Regions from separate parts of the Mus musculus genome. Here all the other regions are linked to region 1. A link is a loop called in an ENCODE intact Hi-C map of the cell type or tissue named here. Cell type or tissue: left cerebral cortex. All regions are shown on one strand.

Evidence for each region. Peaks named below come from ENCODE experiments on the same cell type or tissue, not always from the same donor. Only the 100,000 strongest peaks of a DNase experiment are listed, where the experiment ranks them.
Region 2: it touches region 1 in a loop (7-fold over the local background); 30 of 42 quality-filtered maps call a loop at or near these places.
Region 3: it touches region 1 in a loop (2.6-fold over the local background); 18 of 42 quality-filtered maps call a loop at or near these places.

The regions. Positions count from the first base shown.
Region 1 is chr15:85,065,952-85,073,951 of GRCm38, reverse strand. It overlaps Smc1b (structural maintenance of chromosomes 1B), which reads left to right. Exons shown (of 25, transcript NM_080470.1): 20 at 2,214-2,370; 21 at 3,018-3,172; 22 at 4,156-4,307; 23 at 6,146-6,215; 24 at 7,623-7,733. It also overlaps a transcript of Fam118a not described here. Among named protein-coding and RNA genes, the nearest start is that of Fam118a, 33 kb to the right of the region's middle. In left cerebral cortex, a CTCF peak has its summit at 3,184 (motif pointing right); a DNase peak (open chromatin) is centred at 3,189.
Region 2 is chr15:84,998,214-85,006,213 of GRCm38, reverse strand. It overlaps Gm39558 (a long non-coding RNA gene), which reads right to left. Exons shown (of 4, transcript XR_875533.1): 4 at 1,607-1,838. Among named protein-coding and RNA genes, the nearest start is that of Gm39558, 14 kb to the right of the region's middle. In left cerebral cortex, a CTCF peak has its summit at 4,687 (motif pointing left); DNase peaks (open chromatin) are centred at 4,676 and 5,077; H3K27ac peaks cover 748 bases.
Region 3 is chr15:85,013,247-85,021,246 of GRCm38, reverse strand. Upk3a (uroplakin 3A) reads right to left here and starts at 4,106. Exons shown (of 6, transcript NM_023478.2): 1 at 3,976-4,106; 2 at 3,066-3,221; 3 at 1,658-1,937; 4 at 624-706. The coding sequence starts at 4,027. Gm52194 (a long non-coding RNA gene) reads left to right here and starts at 2,311. Exons shown (of 3, transcript XR_003951558.1): 1 at 2,311-2,428; 2 at 3,593-3,731; 3 at 3,935-4,103. In left cerebral cortex, a CTCF peak has its summit at 3,412; a DNase peak (open chromatin) is centred at 5,306.

The DNA of each region.
Region 1 (8,000 bases):
GAATCAAATGTCAAGGTTAAGGGTGTGGCTAACTGAACTAGCATGCAGGCCCCATACCAGTCAGGTGGTAGGCTTAGGTACAAAGTTTCCCTGTTCACAGCGTCCTCAAATGACAGTTTGAAATACGTTGAGAATAGAGTAATTGTTATTTGCCCTTCTCCAGTTTGAGATATTTAGGACGTGGGTGCAGGCTGAGATCCTTCACTGGGCAAGAATACCCATCTCCCTGTCATTTGAGAATGAGGAGTAATTTTTAGATAAGGAGGGTGTTTTGTTTTGTTTTGGATCAGACTTACATGACCAGAGCTGGTCAGGCCTATACAGCCAGAGGCAGAAGCAGCAGATCTCTAGCAGGTTTTAATTCCCATGCATCCTTGTCCTGTAAGGAGACTAACAAGCATTTTACTCTGGTGGGATGGTGCTCCATCGAGGGGAACTTGTGCTCCAAATAAGGGGACAACTTAAGTCTGGGGACTTCCTGCCATGGGAGTATATTGTAAATTTAACCCATTTTATTCAACCATGCAAATTTTCATGACCAATTTTTATATACCTGATTTTGAATATTACTTTACATTAAGCAAACTTTAAGTTTACTTTAAACTTTTTTGCTTTGCTTGCTTTATACAAGGGAAGCTGGGAAATATAGTGTTTGGCAAGAAACTATCATATTTGATCACTTAAAATTTACTCTGTTATTTTTTTAATTAGGTATTTATTTCATTTACATTTCCAATGCTATCCCAAAAGTCCCCCCGCCCTCCTCCCCCACCCACCCACTCCCACTTCTTGGCCCTGGCGTTCCCCTGTTCTGAGGCATATAAAGTTTGCACGACCAATGGGCCTCTCTTTCCACTGATGTCCAACTAGGCCATCTTCTGATTCATATGCAGCTAGAGACATGAGCTCCAGGGGGTACTCGTTAGTTCATATTGTTGTTCCACCTGTAGGGTTGCAGATCCTTTTAGCTCCTTGGTTACTTTCTCTGTTATTTTTTAAAAGTCACCCAAATATGCACCTTATGCAGTTTTCAAAGTTTTTTCCAGTGAGTTAAACATTGCCTTTGTTGTGTATTAATTAACCCCTTCTAGGAGTCAAGAAGGTTGTGTGGCTACACCTTCCCCTCCTTATTCACTGACTACTGAGTTATGCATTACACCTCCAGGTCATTTGTATTCCATCTCTGTGCCCCATGGTACCTATGCTCATCCTGGGAGGAAGCGTTCTCCTCCCAATGTAAATGTCAGCTTGTATTTCTGACTTCTCTGTGAGTGCTTTTTTATTATTTTTAATGTTTTGCCTACATGTGTACTCATATGTTACACGCATGCTTGATGTCCTCAGAAGCCAGAGTAGGCATCATTTCCCCTGGAGCCAGAGTTAGAGATGGTTATGAGCCGCCTTGTGGATTCTAGAAATCAGACTCAGGTCCTCTGAAGAGCAGCCACTGAGCCATCGATCTAGCCAGCGCCTCTGAGGTTTTTTTAAAGACAAATACTAGTTTTCCTGATTGATGGTTCAGTGTCTAACCAGTTCATCATAGTTAATATCTTTAATGAACAAAGAAACATGATAAATAGATCTTCACATTTTGAGCATGATCATAATCTAAAGAAGTAAAGAATGTTCCAGAGCAGCATGATACAGTATTAAAGCCATGAAAGACACAGCTGGGTAGGGAAATTACAGAGTGCCTGTTTGACTACAGTACCAAACAATGGCTTCCAAAGGGGAGCAAGGAGATGCAGAGGGTAAAGTAGAGTCAGATAGTAGTGTCCTTGCCAGGTGTGGTAGCACAAACCTGTAATCTCAGCATTTGGGAATTTGAGGAAGGAAGATTGCTACAAATGTGATGCCTGTATCTAGGCTACATACTGAATACCAGACCAACCAAGGCTAAAATGCAAGACCCTGTCTCAAGAAACCAACTAACCAACACCACTCCAATCCCGGGGCTATCGAAGAATAGATGATAGTAGTCTTTGGCCAACAAGGTGGTTCAGCAAATAAAGCCACTTGCCACCAACCCGAATTCAATTCCTGGGTCATACATAACAGAAGAAGAGAATCAGTCCCAAAAGTTGTCCTCTTACCTCCACACACATGCTATGGGAGATATGCTCATACACACAAAGAATGGTAAGTCTTGTACTTAGATCTTACCTTTGAGTTTTAAAGGCATGCCAATCAGTGTTCTTCTTTGCTAATGATAGGCTCTACAATCAGATAAGGAGGTGGAGGCCCACCTTACACTCCTTCTACAGCAAGTAGCATCCCAAGAAAACACTCTACTGAAGACTACAGCTCCAAACTTGCGAGCACAGGAGAACTTAAAGACTGTCAGAGACAAGTTTCAAGAATCTGCAGATGGTAAAATTGAGTTTATTGTTGTTAGAAAGAAGATATTCATCTGTGTTTTTATTTCTGTATGTACCAACAACCCCCTTGTATTGTACCTTTCTTTTATTAGCATGCATTTTCTCTGTTGCCATATGGTAATGTGTGCCTTTTACTACTGAAGCACAAATGCCTTCCTTCATGAAGGATGTTCTACTTTACTTAAAAATAGGTTTATTGGGGGTTGAGAATGTAGCTCTGTTGGACAGATACTTACCTAATACATGAAGCCATGGGTTCCATTTCCAAATCCATATAAACTGGGTTTTTGTACCTCTATGATACCAGAACTCTAGAGGTAGAGGCAGGAGCATCAGAAGTTGAGCCACATAGTGAGTTTGAGCCCAGCCTGGCCTCATGAGACTTTGTCTCAACAAAAACAACAAAGTAGTATTAACTATGTTAAAACGTAATCAAGATTTTTTCATACCAGATAATTAAGTATATTAAATACACTGTCAGGATTTGCTAACATTATTTAGATATTAGCTCTGTCAAGAAAAGATTCATGAAGCTTAAAAGTTGTTTTCTCAGAATTTAGTAACAGGTAAAGTATTTTGAATGCAGATATATTCAAGACAACCAAACTCAAAAATAAAGTTCATTTATTTTTTTCTTAGTTTTTGAGGCCAGCAGAAAGGAAGCCAGAATATGTAGGCAAGAGTTTGAACAGGTGAAAAGACGGAGGTACGATGCTTTCAGTCAATGTTTTGAACACATCTCAGTCTCAATTGATCAAATCTACAAGAAGCTCTGCAGGAACAACAGTGCCCAGGTGTGTTTCTCAACCTCTGACACTAGAGGGAGCTTGATGTCAATAATGGTGCTTGTTTTCTGGTGAGAAATAAATGTCCATTGCATAGTCCTTAATAACATAGGTGCAAAGCCAGTGCAGGAAGACTGATCATCTCAAGACATGTGTTATGGAGTCCATTCAACTATGCTGGTGGCAGACAAGTCAGAGCTACTTTGGGCCTATTCTTCCACTTGAAACATGAGTGGGGTTAGATCATTTGAGGTCTACATTTTTTCAAGTGCTGAAATCCTATTGTACTAAATTTACTTAATGAAACTACTGTCTGTATGGTAAGAAATAGTTGTGGTATTGATCAAAATATCAAAGGAGAGTGGAAGAGTAAAGGTGGGATCAAATCCCCATAATATTCATTTGAATGAATCTCTGAGCCCATTTTTTTATCCACCCCTGTTGTATTAGCAATAGCCACAGCAAATACTTGTAGAATTAAATATGGAAAAAATATAGGTCAAGATCTGTGTACCAGCTCAGCTTGGACTCACATTATGACTGAAATGATCCTGAATCTGAATTTTAGATTTTCAGCAAAATATAACATTTTAGTAAAATAAGCATATTAACTCATTGAAAAAAGGATTCATACATAACACCTACAGTATGTGGCCCATAGTAAGTACTCAGTAAATGTCAGAGACATGGACCAACAAGTAAGTTGATGGGAACTTTTCCTAAGTCTGTGGTGTCTGCTGCTGATGAGATTCAACTGGAATTATGGTGGAAAGAGATGGACCGTGGGTAAGTTGAGCATTCTCATTTCCCCTCCACCCAGATAACCTTGATGTCTATGGGTAATGCACAACTAAGTGGATTTACAGGTATTAGTATTTTTCCCATCAAAACTGAGGAAACCTAAGCAAGAGAAAGAATTTTTTCAGTTAAATATGTTGCCACCTAACATATATTGGTTACTCTTCTGATATGGCTAAATAAATGTGTTTTAGGCATTTCTTAGCCCAGAGAACCCTGAAGAACCTTACTTAGATGGAATTAGCTACAACTGTGTGGCTCCAGGCAAACGGTTCATGCCCATGGACAACCTGTCAGGGGGAGAAAAGTGTGTGGCTGCTCTGGCTCTTCTGTTTGCTGTACACAGGTAAGGCCACAGCAAGTTACCATAGTTACCATGTTTGTCTTTTTTACAGAAAGCCTATAATTATTTTTAATATAATATTTAGCAAAGCTATCCTTCCAGTCATAAAATTAAGGTTTGTTTTAAGCATATTATATCAAGTTAGATAATCTACAAGTACAGTCTTTGATAAAATCTGGCAATAGCTAGTAGTTTTCTAGCTTTATACAAGTATGATACTTGGATAATCGACATAAGACATCAAGATTTCCAAAGAATGAACAAAATTTTACATATTATTTTCCTAAGCCATACTCAGAGTTCTGCAGTATAATGAAAGCAAAGTATTTCTTCCTTTGAAAAAAGGAAGTGGGGGCTTGAAATCCTCATTTACACTGATGATGGCTATACTGTTTCCCTTGAATATGAATCAAGAAACAAAAGTTGAAGAAAATTAAGATGAACAACAGATTTCAGCAATCATAGCAGACAGTAGCAGTGTGGGTGCTGGTGTCTTCCCATCACCAGGAACAGAACATAGGAATTTGACTTCTGGTCTCAAGAAAGAAATGGGACAGGCTCCCACAGGAGAGGTACAGAGAAAACCATGATGAGGTAGACACAGGATAAAAGCAGAATGAGATTATCACTAGGTAGCAACCCATCCTTTCACTCTATTAAATAATCACACTTTCAGGCTCTGGAGATTCCTGTGGACCAAACAAAGTGTCTTCCCTAAAAATATTTAATTTTGCCAGTGGTGGTGGTGTGCACCTTTAATCCCAGCATTTGGGAGGCAGAGGCAGACTCTGGGAGTTTGAGGCCTCTGGAACAAAGTGAGTTCCAGGATAGCCAGGGCTCTGACAGAAACCCTGTCTCAAAAAACAAAAACGTCATTTTTGTTGGGGGCTATAGTTCAGCAATAGAGTCCATGTCTCCCATGTATGAGACCTTAGGCTCATTTAAGACACCATTGTGGGAAGATTTCTTTTCATTGGAGGAGATTGTGAAGTACATTTGTAAACAGTTTCCCTAATATAGAGAATATTTGTAAATGACAAATCCCATAAAGAAAAAAAAAAAGGAATGGAGATATGCATGGCCCTGAGGTACTTTCCAACAATAAAAAGATTAGATTAATTAAGAATTATGGGAATAAGTTATATAGATAGCTAAAGCAAGACTGTTCCAGATGAAACAATGAGTAGCAAGTGTAAAAGGCTCTGAGGCCAAGTGTGCTTAGCATGTATGGAATATACTTCATGTGGCAGTGATGGCAGCAGGGTTAGGATGCTGTTCTTTTGTTGTTGTTGTTTTTGTTTGTTTTTTGAGACAGGGTTTCTCTGTGTAGCCCTGGCTGTCCTGGAGCTCACTTTGTAGACCAGGCTGGGCTTGAACTCAGAAAATCCGCCTGCCTCTGCCTCCCAAGTGATGGGATTAAAGGCATAGGATGCTGTTCTAACAAGCAAAGTGAAAAAATAGTGCTGGCTTGGGACAATGTGAGAGCTAGAGGTTACTGACAGACATGTAATGTGTAGGAGTCAGTCATGGCTCCATTGGTTTGGTCTAAATAACCCCTTAATTGCTGCCACTAGCTGCCCACAGGAGAGAACAGTGGGGGAGGGGGTTTGCTGGAGAAATGATGGCTGAATGAATGTTCATGTGAAATCCAGTGTGCAGACATGTAAGAAGAGAGCTCAGAGCTGTCACTCAAGTGGACATAAGCTGGGCATGGTAGCACAAGACTTCTCTCAGAGGTTCTAAAAGGTCTTGATTACCCTAAGTATTGTTGCTCTTTGTCTCTAAGTCTTTCATAAAACAAATATGAAGTTGTTGCTCATGTACATGTTATTCTTTTCTAGTTTTCGGCCTGCTCCATTCTTTGTATTAGATGAAGTAGATGCAGCCCTGGACAATACTAACATTGGCAAAGTAAGTTTCTTATTGAATTCAACCCCCCCACTCCTTCTGGTTTTTCAAGACAGCGTTTCTCTGCATAGCCCTGGCTGTCCTGGACTGTCTCGCTCTGTAGGCCAGGCTGGCCTCAGATCAGAGATCTGCTTGCTCTGCCTCCCAAGCACTCTGAATTAAAGCACTCTGTGGTCGACCACCACCCAGCTTCTGCTTTCAATGTCTAATAGAATGTTTATGTTCTAGTTTTATTTTATTGCTGTGACAAAACCATGGCCAAAAGCAATTTAGGGAGAAAGTTAGACTTTTTTATACTTTTGTCACAGTCTATCACTGAGGAAAGACAGGAAAAACAAGCAGAAGCCTGAAGAAAAACCATGGAGGCAAGAGCAACAGTACTTAGGGTAATCAGACCTTTTAGAACCTGAGAGAAGTCTTGTGCCACCATGCCTAACTCATGCACACTTGAGCAACAGCTCTGAGCTCTCTTCTCACATGTCTGCATTCATCCATTTGATGGCTTACTTGTCAAACAAAACAAAATGCCAAAATAAACCACTCAGAACTTGAGTAGAGGAGAACTGAGACTCAGATTTTGTCTAGTAAGATGGTCCTTACCAAGTCCCTGAGGTTGGTCTGGGTTAGAACACAACTGCTGTGTTCTCAAGATCACTGAGCTTCTGGAGTGCCACACAGTGAGTGAATGAGACAAGTTAGAAAGCCACACTCGCAGAAGGGACTCGGGTGTTAGAGACCATGCTAGTAGCCGTGATGCAGGATCAATGATAGAAATAGTGAAGTAGGAACAGGAGAGAAGAGGATTTGATGGTCTGGATATAAAATGTCCCCACATAAAGGCTGTGGCACTGAAGGATTTTCTTCAATTGAGCTTTCTAAAGGAAACTTTGAGAGGGTAGGGCCTTAGTGGGAGGATGTTAAGTGATTCTAGGCATTGCCTCAAGGATACTGGATGTTCAGACTCTTTGCTTCTCTAGAATTACATCACCATACCTCATCATTTTGCTTCCTTGGAATTGAGCTTCCTGAAGGAGCTAGAATTCTTTTTTTTTTTTTTTTTTTTTTTTTTTCTTTTTTCGAGACAGGGTTTCTCTGTATAGCGCTGGCTGTCCTGGAACTCACTTTGTAGACCAGGCTGGCCTTGAACTCAGAAATCCACCTGCCTCTGCCTCCCAAGTGCTGGGATTAAAGGCGTGCACCACCACGCCCGACTGGGGGTAGAATTCTTTATCCAAAACTTGATTGTAAAATCATATACACTTGCCGCAGTTACCCAATCTTTAAAAGCCTTGAGTTATCAACTCAAATGTGATTTTTAAAACTAAAAACAAAGAAAGAGAATCATTGTTCCCAGAGCCCAAAGGAGGCCTTGCCTTGCTGGTGAAAGGTATGCTTTTTATTTTCTCCCAGGTCTCAAGTTACATCAAAGAGCAGAGTCAGGAACAGTTTCAGATGATAATCATTTCCCTGAAAGAGGAGTTCTACTCCAAAGCTGATGCACTGATAGGCGTCTACCCAGAGGTAAGAGGGGCAGGGCAAGGACAGGCCCCATAAACTCCTCCGACCCTGCCAGCCTTGGGACTTCCTAATACAATCCAGGAGTTTGTAGACATTCTTGGGTTCCTACAGTGGGTAAATATAACCAAATGATTTTTAAATGAGTAAAATTTATGAGTAATTACTCAGATACTCTCTTTGACAGAAAGAAATTTAAGACATACTTAGGTGAAAGAAGGAAATGCAAACTAAAGGCATGGCCCAGCAGATGGCTCAGCAGGTTGGGGCACT
Region 2 (8,000 bases), 68 kb after region 1:
TAGCACTGGGGAGGCAGAGGCAGGTGGATGTCTGCGAGTTCGAGGCCAGTCTGGTCTACATAGTGAGTGCTAGGATCACCAGAGTCAAATAGAGAGATCCCTGTCTCAAATTTTGTTTTACATGAACCGATACTTTGCATATGGGTGCATGTATGTATGCAGACCATATGTGTGTGTCTTGTGCCCATGGAAGAAAAAGAAAAGCCCATCAGATACCCTGGAACTGGAGTTATGAATGATTATAAGCCACTGTGTGAGTGTAGGAAATTGAACCCATGTTCGCAGCAAGAGCAACTGATCCTCTCAACTTTTGAGCCCTCTCTCCAGCCCCTCAAAGAATAATTTTAGAAAACAAAACAAAACAAAACAAAAAGGTCACCGAACTAGTGTGTGGGAAGTGCTCATTCTGTGTGCTGGGAATACTGTTATTCACACAGTCCTGGAAGTGACCAAGCCCTCAGGACACGCTTACTGGAGGAGTCCTTTATCGTATCACATAATTATACAAATGTGTGTAAAACCCTAACAGGAGAGGAATAGGCCCACAGGATATCATCTGGGCTTATCACCTTCAGTGGCACGGCAGATCCTGAGGGTAGTCTGACTCGGCCTGTGTAGATAGCACAATGGCCCCTGTTTCAGCTCTGGGGTGTTTTCAGTTTGGAGCCTTTTTATGGAGTGCGTCCTGTCAGCACCAGAACATCTGGTATCCTGTCACCCAGAGGTGAGACCAGCCAGTCATGAAGGTTGGCCCTGAGCTGCTGCTGCTGCTGCTGCTGCTGCAGCATCTGGAGCCACTTCAGGCCTCGTGTCCAGGCACCAAACGTTCCAGCCTTGGGACAACTACAAAAAGTTAGAATTGGTGACATGACATTCCTGCTTGGGGGTGGGGGTGGGGGAACCTGTGACAGGGCTCTAGTGGATGGAAGGTCCAGGGTGGAAGGCAAAAGAGGGCAGCCCAGAACTCTATTTTCAGTATTCATCTTAAATGACTCATTAATTGTGTGCATATATGTGGATACACACACAGCACAGCTCAAGCGCGTTGGCAAGTAGGCAACCTCTGAAAGTCAACTCTCACCCTCCACGTGTGGGTCCCAGGGACTGAATTTCAATCATCAGGTTTGGCCACAGTCACCTTTAGCTGCAAAGCCATCTCATTCACCCTAGACCAGAAACTCCTCAGAGACCCTTCCAAGAAATGTGGTTACAAAAGGACACAGGGAAGAGAGAGCAGAGAAGCTGGGGGCTGGGATGGGGATTTGGGGGTGGGCGTGGCTCTCATGGGAGATAGGTGATGGAGGTCAAGTCAAAGAAAAGAAAAATTTTGACTGGGCAGTGGTAGTACTAGTACACACCTTTAATTCTAGCATTTGGGAGGCAGAGGCAAAATCTCTGAGTTCAAGGTCAGCCTGGCCTACAGAGGGAGTTCCAAAACAGTCAGGGCTAGGCAGAGCCATTCTGTCTTGGGGGAAGAAAGAAAGAAAGAAAGAAAGAAAGAAAGAAAGAGAGAGAGGGAGGGAGGGAGGGAGGGAGGGAGGGAGGGAGGGAGGGAGGGAGGGAAGAAGGAAGGAGGGAGGGAGGGAGGGAGGGAAGGAGGGAGGGAGGGAGGGGAGGAAGGAAGATTGATTGGTTTTGAAAGGCTGAACAAAAGCCCCCCCAGCCCTCATATCCTCCAGAATTTGGGGTGCACAGAAAGGGCTTTGCAGGTGCAGAGGGGTTCAGCTCCCCAGAGATGGGCTTGCTCCATCCAGACCTGGATCTCCCCCAGAAGCTGCTCAAGAAATCAGCTCCATCAGGGCCCAGCTTTCATCCTCTCAGCAGATCTGCCTTCTGCCCTGCAGAGGGGAGAAGATCAAATTGTGTTCTTTTAAGCCACCAACAGTATAATGTTTGTTACAGTAGCTAGTGGGAAACAGAAACAAACAGAAACAGAAATCAAACACCTGCAAAGGGCAGTCCTTAGCTCTGGGTAACCCAGCTTTGAGAACCCTTTTCTTTTTTTCTTAATTTCTACACTTTCTAATTTTTCTATAAAAACTCTGTATTGAGTTACCTTTTTTATTTTTATTTATTTTTTTTAGACAGGGTCTTACTGTGTAGTCTTGACCTAGAACTTAATATATAGACCAGGCTGGACACAAATTCAAAGGTCACCTCCCTCTGCTTCCTGGGTGCTGAAATTAAAGTCGTATTCCACCACACCTGGTCCTAATTTCTTTGTTGTTTTTGACCTGCTGGTGGGGTGGTGATCCAAGGCTATACACAGTCTACCTCCCAACTTCATCCCCCATCCTCTTCTTACTTTTTTTCTTTTCTTTCCAGACAGCCTTTCTCTGTGTATCCCTGGCTGTCCTGGAACTCACTCTGTAGACCAGGCTAGCCTTGAACTCATAGAAATCATCCTGCCTCTGCTTCTGGAGTGCGGGGATTAAAAGTGTGTCCCACCACTGCCTGCCTTCTCTTCTTACTTTTTCTTTTAAGACAGGGTCTCACTAAGTTGCCTAGGCTATCCCTGAGCTAAGCCTGACACTTCTACCCTGCCTCTTCAGCTCCCTCAGCAGCTGAATTATAAGTGCATGGTACATATCTACCTGTCCTGTCCACATATGGTATATGGTATACTTGGGACAGAAGGGGACACTCAAAACCAAAGGTTCCTGTCATCTGTGCCACACCAGGGCACTGATCTGAACACCCTACCCTCATGCCCTTCTCTGACCTTAGTGATTTTCCCAGGGGTCCCATGCCCAATAACAGTCACACTGTTGCTAGGGCTTCAACTCATGAATTTGGGGTTGCTCATACTGTCAAAATTTGGGGGCTACAAAGATGACTAAGAGGTTAAGATAGCGAATGGCTCTTACAGAGGATCCAAGCTTAGTTCACAGTATCTTAGTCTGGTGGTTCACAGTTGCCAGTAACTCCATCTTCAAGGTAATCTGATGCCTCCACAGAAGGTTGTACTTGGTGTACATACCCACTCATGTGTGTGTGTGTGTGTGTGTGTGTGTGTGTGTGTATCTGCATGTCTATGTGTATGTATCTCTGTGTGTATGTATGTCTCTGTGTGTATATCCTTGTGTTTGTGTGTTTGTATGTCTGTCTGTGTTTATATTTGTATATGTGTGTCTGTGTGTATGTATCTGTGGTATGTGTGTCTCTGTGTGTGTCTCTCTATGTGTATATGTTTCTGTGTGTATCTCTCTGTGTGTATATGTCCACATGTCTCTGTGTGTGTATCTCTGTGTATATATATATATATATATATATATCTGTGTATGTCTCTCTTTGTGTCTGATTGTGTGTCTCTATGTGTGTGTGGCTGTGTGTATGTCTGAGTGTCTGTGTGTATATATTTGTATATATGCGTCTGAGTGTATGTGTCTGTCTGTCTCTCTCTCTGTGGTGTGTGTGTGTGTGTGTGTGTGTGTGTGTGCGCGCGTGCCTTTCAGAATTTGGGCAGTCTGGGAAGAAGCAGCCATAATGACTCTAAGACTACAGGAAATTAAGCCCGAGCCCCAGGCCTCCTGCCTATTACTTTATGGTCATCTCCTACATCCTCATGAAAGGACCTGAACTCTGACCCCCCTGGGCAAAGTCCTCTCTAGAGAACAGACCCTCCCCATACCCCATGTGCTGTCACTCTAGGAAAAGGTAAGGACAGCCTAGGGCATTCCTAAGCCTAGTTCTCAGAGTTCACGGCCATCCCAGGTCCAAGCCAGCTTTATCCTTTCTCTCCCAGCTCCCTGGACATCTGGTGGTGGCTTTTTAGCCCAAGAGCAAAACTAATCATTAACCTTTACCTGGGAATCCTCGGGGTAGCCCTGGCACACGTAGGTTTTGACCATTTCCTCCTGACATACAGCTATGGAGAGCAGAAGCTAGCATTTGAATCCAGACAGTCTCAGTCCTGTCTTGGCATGATCTGCACTGTGCTCATGTGAGCCAGGGGCCAGCACCTGGGCCAGCCACAGACCCAGGGCTGAATGTTCTAGCACATTCAAATCCAACCACGAGAGAGACATTGCTTCAGGGATGACAGAATGTCTTCCAGACTATGTGTTATAGGTGTCCACTTTTAAGCGGAGCCTTGTAACTACTCCCAAATGCAGGACCTGTTTCTCGAATGAACCTTCCATGCCAGCAAGCAGAGGCTCAGAAGGACCAGGACCATCTGGAAATAGTCTAAGCAAGGCCAAGGTGGACACCAAGGTCATTTTCAGGGCAAGCCTAGAAGCCTCTTTTTCCGGGCTCAGAAGGACTAGTCAGCCCTAAGGGAGCATGATTAAGTAAGAGTTCTCAGGCAGGGTTCCTCCACCTAAGATACCAGACTGTTGCAAAAGGCTCCAGCCCTCAAAGGTATCCCCTGAGGATCATTCCGGGATGGTGAGTGATGCAGCCTTACTTCCAGCCTGTGAATGTGACTGTCCCTTAGAAGATGTCAATGAGTAACTGCGCAGACAAGGCTGACTAAACAAGGCCCGTCCCAGGCCAGGAAGACTCCCTGGAGGCGGAATTCCTCAAAGAAAATCCGTGCTCCCGACTTGGGAATTGACAAGGGAATTACTTACGTTAAGGCGGGATGAGAAGCGCAGGGTGCAGGAGGCTTGCTAGGAAGTGCCTTCTAGGCCCGGCGAGTTCGTTCCTGCGTCCCGCACCCAGCGCTGGTGTCAAGTGCCCCCTGGCGGCACTTGTGGGAGCCGCGGACAGGGAGCGCGTGTCTGTGTGCACCTGGGTGGTTGGGGCCAAATTGTATCAGAGCCTTTTTTGGTTTGGATTTCGTTCTTCCTTTCTTTTGAAAGAACTTTGGGATATAAAGAAGCAGTTTATCATTGCCTTAAGTTTCTTTCTTGCTGTGTTAAAATGCCCTGACATAAGCAACTGAGGGAAGAAAGAAGGGAGGGAGGGAGGAGGGTTTATTTGGGATCACACAGTACAAGGTACAAGCCGGTTACAGCTGGGAGATCACGGCAGCAGGAGCTTGAAGCAGCTGGTTTCCACAGTCAGAGGAAAGCAATGAAAATGTGCACGCTAGCGTTGGGCTCCCCAGCTCCATTTTATATAGCTCAGGATCCTCTATCCAGAGAACTTAGCAACTTAGCAACAAGATGACACCCCCACGCACGCCCAGCTGCTCATTTCCCAGGCGGTTCTAGATTCTGTTAAGCTGACAATTTACACTCACAAACTTATCATTTGTTTTCTAGTTTTTGTTTTGTTTTGTTTTGTTTGTTTTGGGACAGAGCTCTATTATGTAGCCCTGGCTATCTTTGTACTAGCTATGTAGCCCTGGCTGTCCTGGAACTCACTCTGTAGACCAGGCTGGCCTCGAACTCAGAAATCCTCCTGCCTCTGCCTCCCAAGTGCTGGGATTAAAGGTGTGCACCACCATTGCCCAGCATCAACCTTAATTTTAATTTGGGTCTGGAGAAACGACTCATGGGTAAAGCGCTTCCTGTGCAGGAAGCCTGAGAACGCAAGAACACAGAGTTAGAATGCTCAGCACAACCCCCGCCCCCGCCCGATGATGATGATGCCCCTGCCGTCACATCCGTTGGCTCTACAACCAGGCTACCATCGCTAACCTGGATCTAGAACAGCTGAACTTGGACACTTCTTAACCACTGGCCTCTAGATTGTTGCAAGTCAGCCTTTCTGACCCAGGTTAAATAAAAAAAAATAGTTTTAAGAAAAAAACCGAAGTCCTGGAACTAGAGAGATGGCACGGAAGTTAAAAGCATGCACTGCTCTTGCAGGGGACCTCAGTTTGGTTCCTAGCACCCATGCCAGGTGGCTCACACCCATCTCCAGCTCCAGGGGCTCTAAGACCTCTGGTTTCCTTGGCACGTGCACTCATGCGCACCTACACTCAAACAGACACACACAGAGAAACATCATTTAAAATTATGCAAATAAATCTTTTTAAAAAGTTCAGTGGGTAGAAGCATTTTCTGTTGAAGCATGACATTCTAAGTTCAAATCCCTGGGACCCACTTAAAAACCCAGACACGGCCACTCCAACCTGTAACCCCAGGGCTGGAGAGACAAAAGGATTGCCGAGTTTTACTGGCTGCCAACACTGCTCCAGGTTCAGAGGGAGACCTCGTCTCATGAGAATAAGCTGGGTAGTAATGCGGCAGGACACCTGGCGTCCCCTTCCGGTCTCTGTCCACAGCTCACAGATATGCAAATGCACCCTTGGACAAGTGTGCAGATCTAAAGACAATGTGTGGAGTTGGTTCTGTCGTTTTAACATGAAGGCCCCTAGGGTTGAATTTGGGTTATCAGACAGTAGCAAGTGCTTTAATCCACTGAGCTACCTTGCCAGCTCCTAAATTCTTTAATTATTGATTAGCCACCTAATCCATGTGTTTTGTTATAGCTGCCAGAAGCTATAACAGCCTTAAACTGGCAACTAACTTACATTTTCTCTTTTTTAAAAGATTTATTTATTAATTTTATTTATGTGAGTACACTGTAGCTGTCTTCAGATACACCAGAAAAGGGCATCAGATCCTATTACAGATGGTTGTGAGCCACCATGTGGTTGCTGGGATTTGAACTCAGGACCTCTGGAAGAGCAGCCCGTGCTCTTACATTTCCACATTGTACACAGTTTTAGGTATAATTGACATATAATGAACTATACAAGTTTCTGAGTTTTATTTTACATTTTATTTTATTTTGTTTTTTATTTATTTACTTTTTGGTTTCTTGAGACAGGGCTTCTCTGTGTAGCCCTGGCTGTCCTGGAACTTGCTCTGTAGACGAGGCCTGCCTTGAACTCAGAGATCTGCCCACCTATACCTCCTGAATACTGAGATTAAAGGCATGCACCTGGTGTATAATTTGCTGAGTTTTAATAGAAATGTATACATATATATTATATATATATCCCATGAACCCATAATATATATACATATCCCATGAACCCATTATATATATATATGTGTGTGTGTGTGTGTGTGTATCCCATAAACAGCAAAGTTAATCACTCCACTCTAAAAGCTTTCTCCTGTCCCTTTGTAATCTAGTTCCATCTTTATCTGTCTGTCTCTCTTTTCTCTCTCTCTCTTTCTGTGTGTCTATCTGTGTGTCTGTGTGTTATGTTTGAGCTCACTGTGTAACTCTGGCTAGTCTCAAACTCATGGCAACCCTCCTGCCTCAGACTCTGAGATCTGGGATTACAGGCATAAGCCACAATGCTGGACTTCTGTTCCTCTTCATCTCCCCCTCCATTGTCCCACCTCATCCCTGTCCTTCCAACTCCAGGTCTGCTTCTGTCCCTATAGGTTAGGTTGCATTTCCCATAACTACATGTAAATAGAACTGTACAGCAGGCTCTCATTCAGCTGGGGTCTGGCTTCTTTCCCTCAGTGTAATAGTTTGGAGAGTCATCCTTTTCGTTACGTGATATCAATCATTACATGATATTAATGGTTTGTTCTTTCTTATGGCTGAGTCGGATTGCACTGTAAGGTGACACATTTGCAGCTGGTTGACCCATTTGCCTATCAAAGGAGGGACACTTTCTCCTTTAGCGGTTACAAGTGACACTACCTGTGCCTGAAACATAGGCCAGGTTAGTATCGTGCAACTTTAATCCTAGCACTGGGGAGGCAGAGGCAGGCAGCTAGCTCTCTGTGTGTTTGAGGCCAGGCTGGTCTACACAGTGACTTCCAAGACAGCCAGGATTACACAGACAGACCCTGTCTCAAAAACACAAAACACAAAACAATAACAAGAACAAAGAAACCCCAAGTTGTTTTCCAAGTGCCTGCGCACTTACATCCCACTTGCCGTGGGCAAGAATCCCAGTTTGGCCCTGTGCTTTCCCGCTATGGCTGGGACCGGTGTTTTGAAGGCTTGGCTCCTATTGCAGCAGTGTCCACAAATGACCTTTGGGGAGGTGACTGGATCAGAAGGGCTCTGATCTCTCCCATAGGTGGATCCACTGACAGGGCCAATATTTGACAGGCTGCTGTGAGGTAATACTA
Region 3 (8,000 bases), 53 kb after region 1:
CCCACTTAATCCCAGAAAATGTCCCACCCTGGATCTTTTCCCAGGGACAGGCAAGGTAACCTGCCACCTGCCTTGGCTGCCTGGAATCCAGGGTGACCTAGGAACCCAGGGCAGTAATTGCTCTCCCCAGACTTTGGCCCGGTGGCTCCTCTGCTTCTCATTCTTTACCATAGGCTGAGTCTTTCTGGTGTCTTCCCCTTTTTGCATAAGGTTAGTTACATGTCACTTCTGGTGACATGGATGGCATACATAGTCTGAACAAAATAAAGCTGAGCCAGCACTTCAGAGGGGATGTGGCTCTTCATTATTGTCACCCTTGGGAATGACGGACCAGTCCAACAGTGAGCAAGTGACCTGTGACATTGTCTGTTCTGAGTTCAACTCCACGCTGGTACTCTCAAGTCTAAGCAGTCCCATATGCACTCTGTCCCCAGAGGCCAACCCTTTAGGACCGGGTCCAGGAGTACTGGGCCTGCTGCTGCCATTAGGGTTCCTAGAGTCATCTCACCAAGCTAGCCAGGCGTGGAGATGGAGGTGCCCACTATGTGAGGGATAGAGCCAGCCAGGTTTAGTTAGACCCAGGACTCAGCTCCAAGGAGCTCACCCCCCCAGTACACACTTACGCCGGTTGGTCCAGATGGGATCTGACCATAGTGTCTGGTCCTGCACCAAGCCTGTGGACATGTTGACCAGGACATACTTGAATCTGGAAGAAGATGGAGTAAGGGTGGCTTTCATCTAACCCATGCACCCAGCCACAGGAAACAGGCAGGAGGAGGACCATGGGGAGCACACAGGAAGTCTTCCACGAGACAGCTACTGGGTGAGGTCAGGACAAGAGAAGGATACTGGACTTGACCACATATACCCTGGATCCTTTTCCAGTCTGGTAGCATCTGCTCTGGGAAGCCTTCCTGGTTGGGACTGTTGTTCAGCCTTCCTCTGGGAGCACCTCCTTTTAATTTTATGCCGCTGTAGCACCCCTGCTGAGTGTTAATCCACAGACCCTCCTGGCAGCTGTGGTCCTTGTGGTCACAAAGAGAATTAGAAAACCAGCCCAATAGCTTCCATCACCAGCCCTTGGATCAGGGCTATGTTTTAGGTGTAAGAATCCCCAAACAAGCTAGTCAGAAGAGAAGACCCAGAGAGATAATAAGGTCTGTTGTAGCCCACTTACATCCCAGTTTAGACAGTGGACTGGATAATCTGAGGACCAGTTCATCTACGGCCTGTAGTTTAGTGACCCTTAAAAGTAAAGCCCCTTATGGAGCTGTGGCTATAGTTCAGTGGAAGGGTGCATGTTCAGCATGTGCGAAACCATAGGAGCACATACAGCCTAAACCAGGCAGCACAGGGGGTCAAGCTTAACCTGGGCTATGTGAAAGTCTGTCTCAAAGCAAAAGAGGAGGTGGGGAGGAGAAAGGCAGGGAGGGAAGGAGAGAGGGAGGAAGGAAGGAAAGAGAAAAGGAAGACAGGATGAATTTCAAACTGCTTGCAGAGCAAGGTGCCAAGCTGGCCCTCTCGGGTCTCTGGGTACCTGCTGCAAACCAGGAAGCCCACCCTTCCAGACACCTGATCCCTGAGCTCTGTGAAGTGTGGCTTCCCCCATTTTGTTCCCCATTTTGTCCCTCATCCTCCCACAGCCTCTGACACCCACCTGTACTCAGTGGCCGCTGTCAGGGGTGGGTTGCAGAGGCCCTGGAAGTTGGGGTCCCAAAAACAGGTCCCGTTGTTGCCCACCCTGACTAGGTATGCGTTCAGGATCTCTGAGGCCTGGGTCACATCTCCAACAGCATCCAGGCTGGGCAAGTCACCACAAGGGGTCAGGTCAAAGGCCGCAGCTTTATAGGGGCCTGACCTCCCACCCTGGGTTTGCCGGAAAGTGGTGCTCAGTGGGACGCCAGCGCTGTCCTGTACAGACACATTCCTGGACATGGCTGCAGAGAGGATGCAGGAAGTCAAGACCCTGGCCACTCTAACTCAGCAGCAAGCACTCAGTCACCCATCAAACACCCGAGTCCAGAGCTGTCCAGGTTGGTGGCGGGCACTAGGATGATTGGCGTGTGCTCAGAGGTAACAGTGCAGCTGTCCCAGAAACACCCCACTGTGAGGTACTGGATCCATGTCTCACTCACTGTCTTCTGGTGTCCCTCTAGCTCAACAAACCTCTGCCACTTGTAGCTGTCCTAGATTCTTTTTTTTTTTTTTAAGATTTATTTATTATTATATGTAAGTACACTGTAGCTGTGTTCAGACACCCCAGAAGAGGGCATCAGATCTCATTACCGGTGATTGTGAGCCACCATGTGGTTGCTGGGATTTGAACTCAGGACCTTTAGAAGAGCAGCCAGTGCTCTTAGCCGTTGAGCCATCTCTCCAGCCCGGATTCTTTCCTCTTCGAAATGGGAAGGACTGGGATAATGCTAAGGTGAGTGTGGCTGGACCCATACTGCACATTTTCTCTTTACTTCCTGGGTGACCAAACCACTTGACATCTCTGGCCCCTGGACTTCGGTGAAATAGAAAAATACCTCAGGGTATCCACAGATTGGGCGCATGTAGGCAGTAATAGAGGCCTGCTGACAGGATGGGATGCTGGAGATGTTAATAGGCCATTTATGGGGTGGCTGGTCCCCAAATTCAGGAGCTTACATTATTGTGGTTTGGAAAACAGGGAGCAATCCAGGGAAAAACCCTGAAACAACCCTAGGCTCAAAGGCCTGTGAGATCAGAATGTAGCTGTCCAAACCCCAGAGAGGGGCCCCCACCCCGTCTTCATCCCCTACTCTACCATAATACCCTGCATGCTGCTTGCAGACAGTGGCTCTAAAGTGGGCAAGGCAGCTGGTGCTAGGCTGGTGCTGGGAAACTGGTGTGGCTCCCTCCCACCAGCCTGGTAAAGGGCAGGTCTGGGGCCACAACCACAATGGTGTCAGTGTGTGTGAGAGCAGTGATAAGTGAAGGCATCCTGGACCTTCATAGACATGCAATATCCCACCCCCCACTTTCCCCCTCTTCCCCGTAGACTGTCAAGTGGCGCTTTTGGAGGGAAGCGGGTCCCTTACCTGAGTCGACCATAGCATAGAGGTAAACCTCGTAAGAGCCGCTGAGTGGCTCTGAGCTATCAAACATGCACAGAGGCTTCTCCAAGGCCACGGTGGTGAGGGTAGGGTTGTTGGTGGCAAAGGTCACACTGGCCAGTTGGGGCTGGAGGTTCACAGCTGGGGAAGGCAATGAGGGTAGGAGCTGACCTCTGGGCCCTTGCTGCAGGTCCAGTACTGGGTTTGGTCCTCCCAATGGGTCATCCCATGAACTTTTCTCCTGTTCCCTGTGCCCACCTTGCTGGTCATTCTGGGCAGACACATCCCTACCCCACCTCAGTCAGACAGCTGCTGCCCTCTAGCTGTCTCCATAAGGTCTCTCTGCCTCCACCCCTCACTCTCTTCACTTGAACGGTCTACCCTAACAAGCAAGCCTCATCCGTTTTCCTTTCTCTCAGACCCTTTGTGGCTCCCCCACTGGCTTCCCTCATAGTCTCTGAGGAAAGACAGTGAGGTCCCGAAGTTCACAGCTTTTTCATGTCTACTCTCAGCTTCAACCCCTGCAGGCTTCTCCTCACTATCTGCCCGGGCCATAAGGATCAACAAGCCAATGCCAGGATGGAACATCCCTCCCACTCCAAGAACTTGCCGTTCTACCTCCCCTCAGTTCAGGGGTCACCACAGGACTGGGTGAGTCTGCTCTCTGCAGCCCCTGTGTGGTGTTCCCTAGCAACAACCATCACAGAATTGAGGCCAGCCCAAGGGTGGGCGCTGGGATTCCCATCAGTTTCTATTACTACAGCTGCTAACATCTGTGTCCCTAATGCAGGCGCCTATTCCTGAACCCCCTAAATGAGATTCCTAGTGCCACTCAGTGTCTCCACTCCCCTCAGGCCTCCCTGGACACGCCCTGGAGGTCTTCTCCCCGGCTTACTCCAGCCACACCGCAGGCATCCGAGAGCCAGCAGGGCCCAGAGCAGGAGCATCGCCCGAGATGAGCCTTCGCGATGCACTCTGCCTGAGAACGCGCACCTGCTCCCTGCAGCTCCGCTCACCTGTCACCAGCAAGGGCATGCCCCGCCCCTCTCAAACGGACCAATCCGAAGCCTCCCCTTGAGATATTTGCATACAGTCCGGTCCTGGGCTCCTCCCGCCCAGAGCAACTAAAGCTCTGATCCTTCTCTTGGTCTTCTGCAAAGCTCCTAAGGTGTGCAGAAACTAAGCTGAGGTTTTCACAGTGTTGTCAGAGATAACGCAATCTCTGGAACCTCAATTTCTATACTGCAAAGTAGAGATGCTAATCCCATAAGCATCTTTGGGACCTCAACTTCTATACCGCAAAGACGCTAATTCTCATAAGCATGAGCCCATACTATGTGCCAGATACTGATAAAATTAACAGTCATGGAAAAATGAAGTCCTGGATAGTGACTCTTTCTGTTCACAGGCCGTACAAGACAGAGGCCCAAGGAGGTAAGGAAGGGGCAGGAACCTCCTCCTGAGAGGCAACGGGCAATAGTGATGCTGGGCTGGAGTGCAGCTCAGTGGTAGATGCTTGCTTGGTCCAAGTAAGACCCTGGGTTCCCTCAGCAAAACCAAGGGGGAGGGGCGGAAGAGAAGAAAACCTGCTCCTTTGTGCTGTACCTCTTCAGTTGAGGGCTCCTTCAAGATGAAACTGAACAATACCCAGCCACTGCTCTTTGACATGGATCTCGAATGCAAACATCACTGGTCCTATGAGAAACACACAGACCTAGAAATAGGGATGATGCCCTGGGTATGCTCTGGGTGAAGAGTGGAAGGGTTGTGGGCCCCCAATCAGTGGTGGGAACAACAAACAAGGTTTTCCCATGAAACAAAGTGTCTTGACCCACAGCAGAACACCCTGCTGTTGAGTAAGGGGCATTCCTGTTATGACCAACGCGAATGGGGGAAGGGAATTGTGTGTTCACAGATACTTTGTGGAAAGATGTCAATCTGAATGTTCACGACTTGATTACTGAGAGAGAGAGAGAGAGAGAGGGAGAGAGGGAGAGAGAGAGGGAGGCTATTTTTAGATTGACAGATACTACGGTGCTTCTGCTACTGGGGACCAAAAGAGCTAGCAAAACTGTGCCAACTTTTGATCTCGCTCAAGAAGATGGTGCCTGTGAACATGCTGTCAGGAAGCCCTTAAATGCACCCAAGACTCCATGTCTTGTCACTCCATGTGTCCTGCAACACAAACGCCGCCAACGTATTTCGCCGAAGAAACGACAGGCTAAAGAAAACAAGGGGGAGGCTGCAGACTGCAGAATATGCCAAGAGAACGAAGGAAGCCAAAGGAAAAAAAATGCCAGGAACAGATCGCCAAAAGATGTAGGCTGTCCTCGCTGAGAGCATCTGCTTCTAAGTCTCAGCCCAGTCAAATGTACATCTTTATCAGTAACAGATAAATGATCAGACCATGAGAAAAGAAATGGAAAGGAAAATGATGGGGGTCCTCATCCAAATTAGCCAGTTCCCTCCAATGTCAGGAATCTGTGCGCATCTCCAAATGCATCTGAAATCAATTTTACGTGTAAAACATAGGGATGAACAAACATGGGCAGGGGACCAGTAAATCAGTAAAGTGGGGAATGGATACTATGATCATCTATGTAAAAACTGGATCTGGGTGAATTTGCAACCAGCTGTCTCAGGCTCTTCTCAGAGAAGACCCTAAGAACCCTAAGTCCTGAGATAGAGCCCAGGATTTTCCAGGGAAGTTGTTGGTAGTGGGAGCCGGAGGGCAAGCCTGTGGTATCCAAGCACTGAAGATGCGCTCACTAGAGAATGAGGAAGATTTGGAATGCAGAGAGAACTCTAGGGAGCAGAACAGGACAAGAAAGATGCACTTGCCTTGTAAGCACAGGACCTGAGTTCAAATCCCCAGCACCCATGTGAAAAGCCAGGCACAGTGGCACACCTAGAATCCCAGGGCTGGGAAGGTGGGGACAGAAGGATCCCTAGGATTTTCTGACTGTCTCAAAAAATATGGTAAAAGAGAAGACACTTGTGGTGACCTCTTGCATGCACATGCAAACACACATGTATATGCTTAAAACACACACACACACACACACACACACACACACACACACACACACACAAACAAACAAATAAATAAATAAATAAATAAGCAAAATGATTTTATTTTATTTTTATTTTTTTTGACCACTTAAAGAGCCTTGCTTTACCACTCCTACCCTCCAACACTCACCTCTGCAGAGAACAAAGTTCAAATGCTTACATTCTGAAACCCACTTCCTGGCAAAGATCCCCCTGGCCCCTTGGAGAGGGGTTAATTCCAGCCTGGGAAGGGCAAGGCAGGAGGAGCTAGGCTTTTTGCAATCAATGAAAGAATGCTGAACATATGTCAAAGTAGCCAGTCTAGACCGGCTGGAAGAGGTAGGTGCCCATCGCCTGATCTGGGGAACTTTGAGCACAAAATAAACAAAGGCGGTAAATATTTTACATTTAGCCTGTTTGATAAAATACAAGTCTGTGAGTCAATACTGAGTCTGTACAGAGATGTAGAGATACTGGCTTAATGCAGTGACCTAGCTGTCAGACAGACAGATGGACAGACAGAAAGACAGACAGACAGACTGCGCCTGCCCGCAGAGTTTAACCTAGGGTCTATTTGGCAGGAAACAAACAGACAGATCCAAACCGGGGTTGGGAGTGGGAGTCCTGTCTGCCAAACAACAGACCACGCTGCTTCGAAAGTATCTGTGTCCCCAAAAAACAAAGGACAAAGCAAGACAGGCTGAGAGCCAAGGCTGAGGAAGACTGGGGGCACGTAGCCCCTCCACGCACAGTAAACTTCTGGTTTACTCATCTAAAAACAAGCAGCCGGACCAGGCATCGTGGCACACGCCTGTAGTTCCAGCACGTGGAAGGAGAAAATCAGGAGAAGCTCAAGTTGAAGGCCAGCCTGAGCTGCCTGAGTTTCCAAAGGCTGGGGATGGTAGCTCAGTGGTAGAGCACCTGCCTAGCATGCACTAGGCCTTGTTTCTGTCTCTGGTACCACAGGGATGCACACACAGATGTGCACACAGAGCAATGCATAGTGTACGCTATTATAACCACTGTAACAAGAAAAATTATCAGCATGTGATGCATATTAGAGAGCAATAGTGCATAGAACTTAAATTTCTAGGCTGGTGCAATGGCTCAAGCAGTGGGGAAAGGTGCTTGCTTCAAAGCCTGATAACTCAGAGTCTGATTCCTGGGATCCACATGATGGTAAAACCAGCCTGTGAAACGGGCCTGCCGTGGATAGGTGTGTTTGGTTTGGTTTGGTTTGGTTTTTCCAGACAGGGTTTTTCTCTGTGTTGTCCTGGCTGTCCTAGAACTTGCTTTATAGACAGGCTGGCCTCAAACTCAAAATCCTCTTGCCTCTGCCTCCCAAGTGCTAGAATTAAAGGTATGTGCTATCCTTGCTTGGCCAGATACAGAGATTCTAAATTGAGGCTTGAGTCCTTCACTTTTGACTGTAGGGCTATTAGAACTATGAACCCCAAGAAACTGGAATCCTCTACCACCCCAACCCCTGGGAATCTCATGCTGACAGAAGACAAAGCCTACAGCCTGGGCTGACCAGAGGCGACACTTCTCCCCAGGACAGAAGTTCCTAGCTTGTCAGCCTACCTTATAGAAGTGACAGCAACAGATCAATGGTGTGTGGGACCTTGACCCAGACTACTTATATCTGCATAGCATTAGCCTTTACTTAAACACTAACCTTATTTTAAGACCCCTAAGATGAACCTGGGGCCACTGAATCTGTGTCCTGTTACCCACTGCAGTCATGTTTGATAAATATCAGAGTTTTTTGCCTTAATATGAATTTGGTAGCTTTAAATGCCTTATGAATGGCAGGAGCTTGAATCTGACTTGTTGGGGGCACAGCCTGTGTCCCCAAATCTGGTAATG